Linked DNA regions of Homo sapiens: all the other regions are linked to region 2. A link is a contact called in ENCODE Hi-C or POLR2A ChIA-PET data. All regions are on one chromosome and are shown on one strand. The core of a region is the stretch at or near the end of the contact, and the rest is flanking DNA. Distances in the headings are between cores, read along the strand shown.

Region 1 (3,041 bases), core at 278-2,777, 100 kb after region 2:
ACCTTACACTCCCAGGTAGCTGGGACTACAGGTGTGTGCCACCATGGCCGGCTATTTTTTTGTATTTTTTGTAGAGACGAGTTTTTCCATGTTGCCCAGACTTCGAATATGACTTTGGAGCTGGTGAAAAGGACTTGGAACCTTTTTAAAAGCCCATGTTAGCACTTCCAGTTTGTTGAGCCAGGGTCTTGCTTTGTTGTCCATGCTGTTGTGCAGTGACATGATCACAGCTCACTGCAGTCTCAATCTCCCAGGCTCACTGCAGTCTCAATCTCCCAGGCTCAAGCAGTCCTCCCGCCTGAGCTTCCCAAGTAGCTGGGACTACAGGCATGTGCCATCATGCCTGGCTATTTTAATTTTTTTTTTTTTTTGGTAGAGATGAGGTCTCGCTATGCTGCCCGGGCTGGTCTCTAACTCCTGGGCTCAAGTGATCCTCCTACCTCGGCCTTCCAAAATGCTGGGATTACAGGGGTGAGCTACCACACCTGGCCAGCACATTCGATATAAATGAAATTTGACAGGATTCTAGAAGGCAAGCTGGTTATAATCTGTTGTACACACAAGGACAAGTGAGGAAGAAAGGAGACACAGTGCCCAGGGATAGGGGAGCAAAATAAGATATACTCAGTTATCCATGGTCATGAAGAACAGACATGCCAGGTTATTAAAAACCGGTAGATAATCCAAAAGGCACTCTGGAATACATTATATGTCCTATCAACACCTTGCCTCTGAACCCCAGTAGATTTATTCCTCTAGTTAACTTTTCTCAGACTGACATTAAAATGAGCATATATTTCCAAGTTGCTTCCAGATGATGGCTGGAGGGAGTGGGCAATAGCATGAAGACTGTGAAGGGTAAGGACAGCCTAAAATAATCCATTAGCCACAGAGAATCTCAGTGTGGGTATTTGAGAGTCACCTGTACACGCTCAGTAAAGAGGTTCTGCTTGTCAAGGCAACCGAATTGAGCCACCTGACTCTTCTTAGAGGCCCACTCCAAAGGTATATAGTAAGTTAAGTCAGGAGTCTCAAGCTGAATGCCTCTCAGTCCATAATGCTACCAGTCGCATAGCATGTGTGGCCAAAACCAGAGATACTCTGTTGATTCCCAACATTCTTGTGCAGAAGCAACTTTAGTCCACATTATGCTATTTAGCAATGAATTGTAGTAGGGAAAGGAAAGGTAGGGAGGGCTCTGCCCCCATCCCTGTGATATGTGGGCCATAGTTGCTCTGAAAACCCAGCTACAGAATGGGGACAGTAAACAACAAACAGAGTTCTAGTTCAGTCATGAACCATTTTCTTATGGTTATAGCAGAGTGATAATGGAGCAGGGAAAGGACAAGAGGCCAAAACACAGAGTCAGTGCTCCTGAAAGCAAGATTACTCACTGGAGACATTTATTGGTTTCTGTTTTTCCTGTGAAGGGGAGAAAGTAGGTCAGCACACTCAAAGAACTGTGACCAGGAACAGTGGCTCTGAGAGGGAGTCATTTGCTGCACCCTGTGCCAAGATGAACGAGTAATAGACACGCCTCTCAATTGAGGGCATTTGACTGAGGTCACTTGGCTTCGGGAAAAACTCAGGCTATTGATCCCTTGGTGTGTATTCTTTGCAGGCCTTAGGAGGTAGGTACAAGGGAAGGCTCGCAGTTTTAAAACCAACATCTAAATGGTTGGCTAGCATGAGCTGGCAAGCACAGGAATGTTTATGAGCAAACTGTGTGCCTACTTTGGCTTTCAGACAAGATGGACAAGGCTCAGGGCAGCTTGGCTAAAAATAGATGGCACAGAGGGGCCTAGGAAGCAGGAGAGCTAGGTTTCACTCCCAGGTCTCTGAGTTAACCTTCAGGCAAACTTCCTGAGTGTCTTTATTTCATATACTGATTAGCTCTTAGTAAGGAGGAGTATTGAATAAGTTTTCCTAGGTCTAGAGAAGGGTTCACATGGAGTCTGCTACATTTTCTTGTCTCATCTTTCCTCAAAAGATCCAAGTTTGGGAAAAGACTGGTTGTGATCAGGTGGAAGGTGGAGTAGCTGACATACGATGGAACAGTACCAAGCTATGATGACCCTCTGGGAGCCACGAGTCCTTCTGGACTAACCAAGGTGGCTGCCCAGCCAGAGCCAAAAGGAGGCTCCCTGACCCTGGGTCTGGAGGCAGAGGTGGCAGAGAAGTAAACAAGAGGCACCAAATCAGAACTCCTGATGCATAACCCACAGCTATGAGGGGGATAGTGTGAAATGCAGGGCTTTAAGTAGGAAATTTAGTAGGAAATTCAGAAAGCAGGTAGTTCCTGCCCTTTGTCACTGCCCCACATGCCATTCCCTTCTTCAGCAAGATTCTACTTGCTCAGAAGCAAGGGTCCAAACCGAGGCAGCCAAGTTTCTAGTCTGTAGTTGGGAGGTAATGTTCTTAGGAAAAAACTGGACTATTCACAGAGAAGGGGAAGCTGAGCACAAGAAAACTATTTTGTGTCAGGCACAGTGGCTCACGCCTATAATCCCAGCACTTCGGGAGGCGGAGGCGGACGGATCGCCTGAGGTCAGGAGTTCAAGACCATCCTGGCCAACATGGCGAAATCCCGTCTCTACTAAAACTACAAAAATTAGCTGGGTGTGATGGCGCATGCCTGTAATCCCAGCTACTCAGGAGGCTGAGGTGGGAGGATCGCTTGAACCAGGAGGTACAAGTTGCAGTGAGCCGAGATCGTGTCACTGCACTCCAGCCTGGGCGACAGAGTGAGACTCTGTCTCAAAAAAATAAAAAATAAAAAATAAACAGGCTGGCCGTGGTGGCTCACTCCTGTAATCCCAGCACTTTGCGAGGCCGAGGCCAGGTGGATCACGAGGTCAGGAAATTGAGACCATCCTGGCTAACACGGTGAAACCCAGTCTCTACAAAAAATACAAAAAATTAGCCTGGTGTGGTGGCATACGTCTGTAATCCCAGCTACTTGGAAGGCTGAGGCAGGAGAATTGCTTGAACCTGGGAGGCAGAGGTTGCAGTGAGCTGAGATCGCACCACTGCACTCTAGC
Region 2 (3,299 bases), core at 232-2,731:
GGCTACAGCCCAGAGGACCGGGCGCAAGTGCGAGGAGCGCGCGAAGTTCCTCTCCTCGCTGGGAAGGTGCGAGCAGGTGTAAGAGGAGACCAGGAGTGCAGCGGGAGAAGGAGAGTCAGAGGAACAGAGACAGTGACACCGAAAAAGAAAGAAACAGTGACAAAGATACGAAGAGACGGAGAAAAAGAACCAGAAGCAAGGAGACACAGACAGGAACGGGGACTGAGAGACAGGAACACAAAAGCTAACAGAAGTAGCAGGAAAAGACAAAAAGCAACCGAGATCAACACAAACACAGTGAAACACAGATAAGCAGTGAAAACAGAACAAACTCAGAGACCCAGCCCCAGAATCACCCCTCCCCCACCCCGCCACAGTCCATGGGTCCCCCGCCCCCTCTTCTGCCCTGGTCCAAATCCCTTCTCGCTGCGGGGTTTGTTCTCCCGCTCCCTCATGTAGCCACCGAGCCCCAGCCCCGGCCCGGCAGCGCGTTGGACTCACCCAACTTAACTGCCTCGTTGTACTTGAGCAGTGCCGCCTCCACCTGGCGCTCGCGGTACAGTCGGTTGCCCTCGTGCCGGAGTTGCGACGCTCGCGCTGGGCCTGGAAACAACTTGCCGAGGAGGCCGCTGAGCACCACGTTGACTCGCAGCGGCGGCGGCGGCTGCTGCCCAGCCCGCCGGGCTCCACGCGCCCGCCCAGTGGCCACCATCAAGGCGGAGAGCTTGACCCCGCACAGCGCACAGCGCCGGTCGGCGGCCCGCCCACGTTCCAGGCACAGTTTACAAAAGGTGTGGCCACACGACAAGGACACGGGGTCTGATAGAAACCCATGACATTTCCGGCACTTAAAGCCGTCCCACACCTCGGTGGCCGCCGCAGCCGCGGCGGCCCCCGTCTCTTCCGCCGCCACGGTGCCGCTTGCAGTGCTACCCTCGTCCGGGGGCGCCGGCGCCAGCGCCTCGCCTTGCGGGACTTTCTCCGCCAGGCAGCGCACCAGCTGCTCCAGCTGCTCAGCCACCAGCTGCTGCCGCTCGGAGAGCTGTCTATACACCTCGAGGGCTTCACGGATTCGCCCCCGGGACGCCAAGGCGTCTGCCTGCGTGAGCAGGACTTTGCTCTCCGGCGTTGAGGTCCCCGGAGACTGCTCTTGCTCTGGCTCCCGCGTCGGTAGAGGTGCGGGGCCCTCTGCAGCCACCTTTGGGTGGGGGCCCATGTCTACTTGGGCCGCTGATGCCCCTCGCTCCGCCGACTCCAAGTTGTCGCTGCTGACCTCAGCGGGCAAGCTCAGCATCTGTTCGATCCGTACTGACTCCATGGGAAGAGGGACACGGGAGGAGACGAGGCGTCTAGGGACCGGGGACACGAAGCAAGGAGTGGCAGCTGGAGGAAATCGGGGCAGCCACCGCCGCCATGCCACCGAGCTCCTGACCCTGCCGCGCCTCCGGGAGCTCCATGCCGGCCGCCCCGCGCCGCCTAATAACTGTCTTGTCTCAGCAAAGTGTTATATAAAACGGTACCACGTGACGTGCCGCCACGCTGTTCATTGGCCGGCGGCGGGGAAATTGTTACAAAACCAGACAGTTTTGTAACAGTGTTGCTCTTGCTTCTTTGGGCTTCGCTTTTCTTGGCTTCTTTTTGAGGTTGTTTGTGTTTACACTTCGCCTTATTCCTCCTCACCACCTGGTTCTTTTTCGGAAGTGGGGTTGTGGGGTGGGGAGAAACTCAGTGTCTTCTCTTGGGCTTCTCAGTCTCCAAACCCCACTCCATCCCACCTCCAAACGGGCCAGCAAACAGGTCCCCTCTGCCAGCCGCTGACCAGCGGCCCCCCACTCCTCCCAGGAGAGGCTGGTACCTCGAGGTGCACAGTCCGCAGGGTCTTCCGGGACGCCTAAGACTCTCCCTCTTGGGGGAGATGGCTGCTGTCAGGGAAAGGAAGCAGGTTGGGAGGGGTATCCGTGAAGCCCCCCCACACACACACAACCCAGTCCCAGCCCGAGAGCCCTGGGAGCCCCGCCTGGGTTCCTTGCCTTCTCCCAGGAGCCTCCCAAAGGTGGTGAATTCGGTTTCTGAGGGTGCTTGGTGTTCTGTGCCAAGAGTGACTCAGAGCAGCGGGTCCCACCGGCGCAGAAGTTGGGCAGCGCTCGCTGGACAGTGAGGAACTCGCGGAGAAGATGCGCTTGCCGGCTCAGCCCTGGGAGGGAGATGCCCCGCTAACTCCCCTCTTTACCTCTCTACCCCCAACGCCAGAACTAGCGCTGGGGCAGGCGGTAGGCGCCCAGCTGGAGACACACCAGGCCGGCCCCTGGAGCCACTGGCCGGATGGGCGCGGCAGGGATGTACCCGGCCTGCTGGGGTCGGTGGGTACTCTGGGGGCGTGGGAGAGTGGCAGGGGGAAGACGCGAGCTGAGAGCGCTATTCAGGAGAAAGTCCGCGAATCCCGGCACAGCCCAGTGGCAGACCGAATAGCCTCCAGGTTTGTCGCTCCTGAGCGCTGCGCGGGAAGGGTACAACTGGGCACGAGCCTCAGCGCCTGGTTTACAATGGCTAGGGGGCCTCGACGGTGTCCTACACACTTCCTGAAGGCGAGCGGGGTGGCCAACTGCACACTCTTTGTCTGCCTTGAACCCCCACATTTAGGACGGGAACCAAGCTCACAAATGAGCAGACAGAAAACGGTATAGTCGCACTGCTCCAAGCAGGGAGGCAGGGACTAGGCTTGCCGCTGGCTCAGTTGGCCTTCAGAGCCTGCGGGCTCTTGGGCAGTGCCAGGTTGCCGCCCCAGGGGCCTGAAGACCTATTGTTGCCCCCTGCTGCAGCCACCTCTTAGCCAGATGACCTTGGGGAAGTCAAACTTTAGAATCCATCATTTTTGCTTCTGAACAAATGTTAGAGCTGATCTTACTTGGGATTAAGTCATGTTTCAGAGTTGGGTTATGGCAGGCCCCCTCGGGTCTCTGCTTCTCTTTAGGTAGTTAAACCAGTCTTAGATCAACACCAAGGTCCCAGAGAACAGGTACTATGCAGCCAGCTCTAGAGCCTCTTTCTAATAAGACAGGACAGAGGGAGAGGGTCACAGGGCAGAAAGGAAGCATCACATAGGGGAAAAAAGACACACACACGAAAAAAAAAAAAAATGAAGAAGAAGGAGAAGGAGAAGAAGAAATAGAGAAACTCCAGATGTAGTCAGGAAAGCACGAGGGACACATTGGAAAACTTGGCTTGAAGCCTTGGATTTGTCACATATTTGCTATGAAACCTTAGGTAGGTTCTCCAAACCTTAGTTTCTCTTAATCTCC
Region 3 (3,144 bases), core at 604-3,103, 67 kb before region 2:
TGTCATTAGTATGCCCAATGAGGCTGTCAAGGCCACACCTTATTGTCAACATTTAAGTGACTCTACTCTTTGCATTTGGAACACATGGGGGTGCTTCAGGGGTGCCCACATGATAGTTCTTTGATGACTGTGTCTAGAACAATTAAAATATCCGCACAGATCTTGCCTTTGGTTTTGTGTGTGTGTGCCATTACTGAAGCTTTGTTTCTGGGGGAAAAAAGTTTCCTCTGGAGGCTGGAAGCCTTTCTATTTCCTATGACTACAATCTGAGATTGAAAAGTTATGTGGTGAATTGGTCTTCACTGATTTGGGGGGGATATTAAAAGCACTCACTGCCCTGAAATTAGATCTCTGTATCTGTCATGGAAAGACTTAGTAACATTTCATAGAAGCTCACTTCCAGAGTTTCCTTTCTTTTGAGGGAAAAACAAAAAAAACAAATTAAACATAAAGAAATTTGTTAGAAAACATCTTGACTAGGCCAGGCACAGTGGCTCACGCCTGTAATCCCAGCACTTTGGGAGGCCGAGGCGGGTGGATCATGAGGTCAGGAGTTCAAGACCAGTCTGATCAATATGGTGAAACCCCATCTCTACTAAAAATACAAAAATTAGCCAGGCATGGTGGTATGCGCTGGTAGTCCCAGCTACTCCAGAGACTGAGGCAGGAGAATCGCTTCAACCTGGGAGGCAGAGGTTGGAGTGAGCCAAGATTGTGCCACTGCACTCCACCCTTGGCGATAGAGCGAGACTCTGTCTAAAAAAAGAATATATTGATTAATGTGCTGTTTCCAGAGAACGAACCTCGCAAAATAGCCTTCAATTTGAGAGCTGGTCAGTTCCATTGAGAGCTGAGTATGATGTTAGGGCATCCAAGGGATGCCTAAAAGGTCAAGTGTGCAGAAGAACCCAGGGAGCACCCAAGTGGTCAAAGGTCAAGTTATACTGACAGTGATGAACAATGACATCATCTTCTATATGGGCTGCACAAATCATTCCGTTAGTATGAACACAGAGAACCCTGGGATAGACCCTAACAGAAGTCTAACAAGGTAGTTAATAGAAGATAGTCACTACATTCATGGTAGAAGGTAGTTAATGCATTTATACACTCCTTACCAAGCATTAGGGAAGCTCAGAGAGAAGCCCATGTGTTGTTTCATGCCTAGCTTTTTGGGATATGTGGCCTTCGATTGGGTCAACATGTGCTGAGGGTTGATCCTCAGCTTTTAGGATGCAGAAATTAGATTAGATCACTGCCTCCTCTTCCAGGGTGATGAGGTTCTGGGGAGATAATTATCACTAATCAAACTCATAATAAATGGATTTTAAACACACATGGCCAATTTAGTGATTTACAGTGGAGATAACCTTCTATTTACCTCTATATAGCAGTGACTCCAAGATTAGATTTCATCAACTAATTTAACTTCCAAAATGATTTGGGGGAGTAATTTAATAATGATTCACACTCTTCGAGCACTTACTGTGTGACAGGGACTTTGAGACATTTTTTACATGATTTATCTTCTTTAAACTTCACGATAATCCTGTGACATATTATAAAGCACCATTTTATCTCCTCATTGTAGATGAGGAAATTAAACCTCAGACAGAGGATGTAATCTACAGGTGGTAAATGACAAATCTGTATGACTCCGAAGCCATCAAATGTCATAATAATAATAGAAGACACAGCTCCTTCCTCAATCAGCTGGGAAGAGTATGGGAGGGGATGAGGAAGAAGGCCTAGAAGCGGAAAACATAGCTTGTCTCCCACTGCCTATGACTCAGCTGCAGCTGTGACTCATAGAGGACTGAAGGTCACTCAGCAAGCTGGAAATGACCCTGGACTTCAGTATTAGAGCCAACGCATGAGTGCTGTAGCTCTGGTTGTTATCCCCAACTGACCTCTCTCACCACTACTCCCCCAGAGTTACACATTCTTCAGTCCTGCACTCCTACCTTCTCTCAGACAAATGTGATCAAAGGTAACGAATAAGCCACCTGGGTGTGCTGTTTGGGGATTGGGGAGGTCAGAGGTGCGTTCTGAGACAGCAATGATGTTGACAAGAAAGCAATTTTCAGGGTCAAGAAGTTGGGCAGCATCCCAGACTGGTCTTTTGGCATTTGCATGATTGGTGAGAATGGGGACCCTGACCCCTATGATAGGACTGATGTGGATCAGGCGACAGGCTTTCCTCCCACAGGATGCTGAGAAAAGAGAATCCATCTCTCTCTCCTTCAATGTGTGACCCAGGCTGGAAACAATTTTTTTCTAAATCAACCCTCGTGCTCTTCAGCAGATGCAAAAGAAAACAGTTGCCTTGTATGATGCTCTGCAATTCCCACATTAAATGAAACTGGGTTGATTAATCTATTTGCATCCGGTTTGCAGAGGTGTTGCTGAGATAAAAGAGCCTAATGGTGGGTATTCATTTCCAGCAGTCTCTGTATTAAGTACCAGTTTTTTATCTGCCACTTGTAGGCATAATGGGAACTTACAGTGGTTGGAATAGGTTGCAGGATAGGGAAGAATGAGGACTGAAAGGAATGTGTCTCTCGGATAGCTCAGCCTTCCTAATGTTGGCAAACCTTCAGGTTCCCAAGCCTAGGTTTTTTGTAACTGCCAGCATGCCCATCCTGGTCTTCCTGTTTTCTTGTCCACATATCGCTTTACTCCCAAGTCCAGCCGGTTATAGGGGAATAACAATAGGCCTCCCCGCCGACCCTTCTCCCCCATCAAAAAGAGGCCTGCCCACTCTTACCAGATTAGCAGGAGCAGCAGGGATCGTCTAGTCTGGGTAGTGCCAGACTTCTAACTCAAACCTTAAGCTTTCTGTTTTCTCAGGTTTTGTGGGTTTTTTTTCCTTCTTTAATGCATTCCCCCACCGCTTCCCATCCTGAAAACATAGGAACAACATGTTTCTGTTAAGCTTTCTGTTTTCTTAGGTTTTGTTTTTTTCATTCTTTAATGCACTTCCCCACCACTTCCCATCCTGAAAACATAGGCACAACATGCACACGCCTTGTCTCTCACCCCAGGTGAAGGCCCTCCTGATAATAGGGAAGAGTGATGCAGCCTCGGGCCTTTATAAAGACCTACTTGCTTCCTCCTGGGTGAGTGGGCTGTGATCTTCACTTA
Region 4 (3,049 bases), core at 486-2,985, 98 kb before region 2:
AAATCTCCCACCCAAAGCTGCCGATTATTTCTAGTTCTTTGGAGAAGAGATCAGAATCATGGTGTCTGATCTCATTCTAAGTGTTTTGATCAGAACTTTGCTGGGAAAATATTTGTTGCCTCAAAAGACAAATTCTATGGTGAAGCTCATTGGTTCCTCACCCCCCTGAATGTTTCATTTTTACCAAGGGCCCCTGTATCACTTCATCATTTGGGGATCAACTTTCTAAGAATCTTTACACTTTGAAAAGCCATGAACAAAAAAGGATGCCTGCCATTTGCCTGTTCTTTTCTTTCCGTTGTCCCTTGTTTCCTGCCGAGCTCCCTCCTGAACCCCTATCTACCTGGCCATTCATCTGTGGGCCCCCCAAATGGCATTGATGATCTCAGATCTTCTATCAAACACAGGTTGGTAGAGGGCGGCATGTTTTCTCAAAAATCATAGATGTCGTTAGAGAATTGGGCTTCGACTCATTGGTACACATTTGGCCTTAAGTTTCAGGAGGGCCCTGACCCCCACTTCACCACCCGAGGCCCGACCCCCACTTCACCACCTGCTTCACCAGCTGTGCGCACACCGCGGCCCTGCCTGGAACCCTTGGGTGCACGGGTCCCTGTCTCCCCGCCACTGCAGATAGCCTGTTCCTCACCCTCAGGGGCAGCAGCCTCCTCTGTGGCCGGTTCCTCTGCGGACTCCTCCTCTGCAGCCGGTTCCTCTTTGGCCGGTTCCTCTGCGGCCTCCTCTGCGAGCTCCTCCTCTGCGGCCTCCTCTGTGGGCTTCTCTGAGGCCTCCTCTGCGGGCTCTTCTGCGGCCTCCTCTGTGGGCTTCTCTGAGGCCTCCTCTGCGGGCTCTTCTGCAGGCTCCCTGGCCATCTCGGCCAGGTCTGCTGGCACCTCAGGCTCTGGGACCAACGCGGCCTCCTGGAGCAGGCCCAGGCCCTCGCCCTCAGGACCCGCGGCCCCCACGCCCAGCCTCTCATGCACCAGCAACAGCCGGGGCTCTTCTGAGCCACTGGGCGCCGCAGTGCGGCGCCTCCGCATCAGGCGGCCGCCACGCATCCTGATCAGGATGTGGTCGTTGTGATAGATGCGGAGGAGAAGGGAGTGGACCATGTCCAGAAACTCCATGCGAAAGCCTCTTATGGGGTAGCGACGGGCGGCCGCGACCAAGTCGAAGTTGTCCGCCTCGTTCCTCTCTTCCTCCTCCTCCTCCTCTTCCTCCTCCTCATCCTCCTCCTCCTCCACCATCTCCACTACTATCCTGATCTCTGAGTCTTCCTCGGCGTTCCCACCCCCGGGGGCTGCGGCCAAGCCTGCCGCCTGCTCACCCTCCTCCTCCCCGAGGCCTCTCATGGGCCCTGCGACTCCGGCCACAGTGTTGCCACTGTCGGGGCCAGAGTCACCGCCCTCCCGGTCACCTACGGCCTCGGCCTGCGCTCCCTCCTGGTTCACTGGAGCCTCCTGGTCCTCTTGGATCAGGTCTTGATCCCCTGTGGCAGACATGACGCCAGTCAGTGCCTCAACTGGAGTGGCGACTAGGCTGAGGTGACAACGGTGAAGACGGTGGCCACTGATGTGGCTGTGGCTGAGGGGAGGTGAGGGGCTGGGCTGCTGAGAGAATAAGAGTCTGTCTCCTTACTGAGGGAATAAAAGTCTGTCTCTGAGGACACCCTAAGGTGGGAAGGGCAGGGAGCCGATCCCAGGAGCCTCCCGCTGAGGTTGGCCTGAGAGGACTTAGACAAGGCGGGAAAGATTCGGGTTGGTAAGTGACAGGGGGCGGGACAGGAAGGGTCAAGGAGGGGCTCTCAGTGAGCTCTAAGCTCATTTGCTGAAAACATCAGATTGACATGCTCTGCATCCAATGAATATCAAGGCCCTTAAGCTCTAGGACAACTCAGAATCCAGAACTCTATCTTTTCTTTGAGGCCTTAGTGTCCAGGGCTAGCCTTTAGGTCCACACAAGTCCTGTCCTTTTAATTTTACGATTATTAGCAGCACTATAGTGATCCAATGTGGAGGCACCCTGGATTGGGGAAACTTCTTCTGTAAAGGGCAGAGACGAAACATTTTAGGTTCTGCAAGGTCCAGAAGCAATATCAAGACTATTATGTAATTACTATCACTAAGTAGGTTTCCTGCCTTCCATAGGACACATACTCCTCTTTGTACCACCATTTTGTTTTTTTTGAGACAGAGTCTCACTTTGTCGCCCAGGCTGGAGTGCAGTGGCATGATCTCGGCTCATTGCAAGCTCCACCTCCCGGGTTCACACCATTCTCCTGCCTCAGCCTCTTGAGTAGCTGGGACTACAGGCGCCCGCCACCATGCCCGGCTAATTTTTTTGTATTTTTAGTAGAGATGGGGTTTCACTGTGTTAGCCAGGTTGGTCTCAATCTCCTGACCTCGTGATCCGCCCGCCTCGGCCTCCCAAAGTGCTGGGATTACAGGCGTGAGCCACTGCGCCCAGCCTGTACCACCATTATTTTCTGTATTTGCCTGGTCAGTGCCCTCTGATCTTCTTCACCTCCTACCTAAAATGATCAACCTTATTCATTAAACCATTTATTTATTCATTTACCAAATTTATTGAGTGCGTTACATGTACCAATGCCATGCCTCCTTACAACTGTCATTTGTACCTCTTGCTTGTTTGACTGATGAAATCCAAAGATGACAGACTGCTCATGGTTTACATCCTAGTGCCTCTTCCCCCATCGTTCCTGTGCCCCTCTTTGGGGTGGAGGTTAGCTAAGACCTCTGGAAGCTGAGCTTTCCCAGCTGCATAGAGTGTCAACGTTCCTATATTTGCAGAGACTCCAGTTTATACTAAATCATTTCCTCTTTAGTTGCCTTGTCCACTTATCAGTGAGTGTGAAACACAATGTGATGACTGCTGTCAATCTTGTAGTCTCTAGGGCAAAAAGTACACAGCAGTAGCTGCTTCTTTCTGCAGGGAGATAGAACTGGGCACTGGGCTTGTTATGGAGCAAGTTGTTGTCAAGGAGTGAGGCAGATCCTGGAGGAGATGGTTCTGTTGCAGTGGCAGTAAG

What was found. Hi-C counts contacts between places; a loop is a spot of excess contacts on that map. ChIA-PET counts read pairs that join two places held with the same protein, here RNA polymerase II (POLR2A). Pooled maps may share reads with other maps.
Region 1: a loop to region 2 is called in a map of gastrocnemius medialis, with 4 times the contacts of the local background. The contact joins the enhancer-like site here to the promoter of LONRF3 in region 2. A Hi-C loop is called at or near these places in 7 of 168 maps with a recorded cell type or tissue (PC-3, PC-9, gastrocnemius medialis and 2 more) and 10 of 50 pooled maps. POLR2A ChIA-PET finds 5 or more read pairs at or near these places in 5 of 52 experiments (BJ, HEK293T, T-cell and 2 more).
Region 3: a pooled map shows a loop between it and region 2 (5-fold over the local background). The contact joins the enhancer-like site here to the promoter of LONRF3 in region 2. A Hi-C loop is called at or near these places in 2 of 50 pooled maps. POLR2A ChIA-PET finds 5 or more read pairs at or near these places in 4 of 52 experiments (HEK293T, HepG2, activated T-cell and 1 more).
Region 4: a loop to region 2 is called in a pooled map, with 2.1 times the contacts of the local background. The contact joins the promoter of CT47C1 here to the promoter of LONRF3 in region 2. A Hi-C loop is called at or near these places in 6 of 50 pooled maps. POLR2A ChIA-PET finds 5 or more read pairs at or near these places in 3 of 52 experiments (HEK293, Panc1 and T-cell).

The regions. Positions count from the first base shown.
Region 1 is chrX:118,870,902-118,873,942 of GRCh38, reverse strand. All of the region lies in intron 6 of LINC01285 (long intergenic non-protein coding RNA 1285), which reads right to left. Among named protein-coding and RNA genes, the nearest start is that of LINC01285, 33 kb to the right of the region's middle. Within about 2 kb of position 1,527, at least 11 of the 41 ENCODE cell types and tissues checked have a DNase peak (open chromatin) inside an H3K27ac peak, as active enhancers do; they include PC-3 and gastrocnemius medialis, where a contact is called at or near this core.
Region 2 is chrX:118,972,800-118,976,098 of GRCh38, reverse strand. It overlaps LONRF3 (LON peptidase N-terminal domain and ring finger 3), which reads right to left and starts at 1,481. Exons shown (of 11, transcript NM_001031855.3): 1 at 502-1,481. The coding sequence starts at 1,318.
Region 3 is chrX:119,040,065-119,043,208 of GRCh38, reverse strand. No RefSeq gene overlaps it. Among named protein-coding and RNA genes, the nearest start is that of CT47C1, 31 kb to the left of the region's middle. RefSeq lists an enhancer at 1,380-2,579. Within about 2 kb of position 1,853, at least 7 of the 41 ENCODE cell types and tissues checked have a DNase peak (open chromatin) inside an H3K27ac peak, as active enhancers do.
Region 4 is chrX:119,071,679-119,074,727 of GRCh38, reverse strand. CT47C1 (cancer/testis antigen family 47 member C1) reads right to left here and starts at 1,735. Exons shown (of 3, transcript NM_001396132.1): 1 at 650-1,735. The coding sequence starts at 1,502.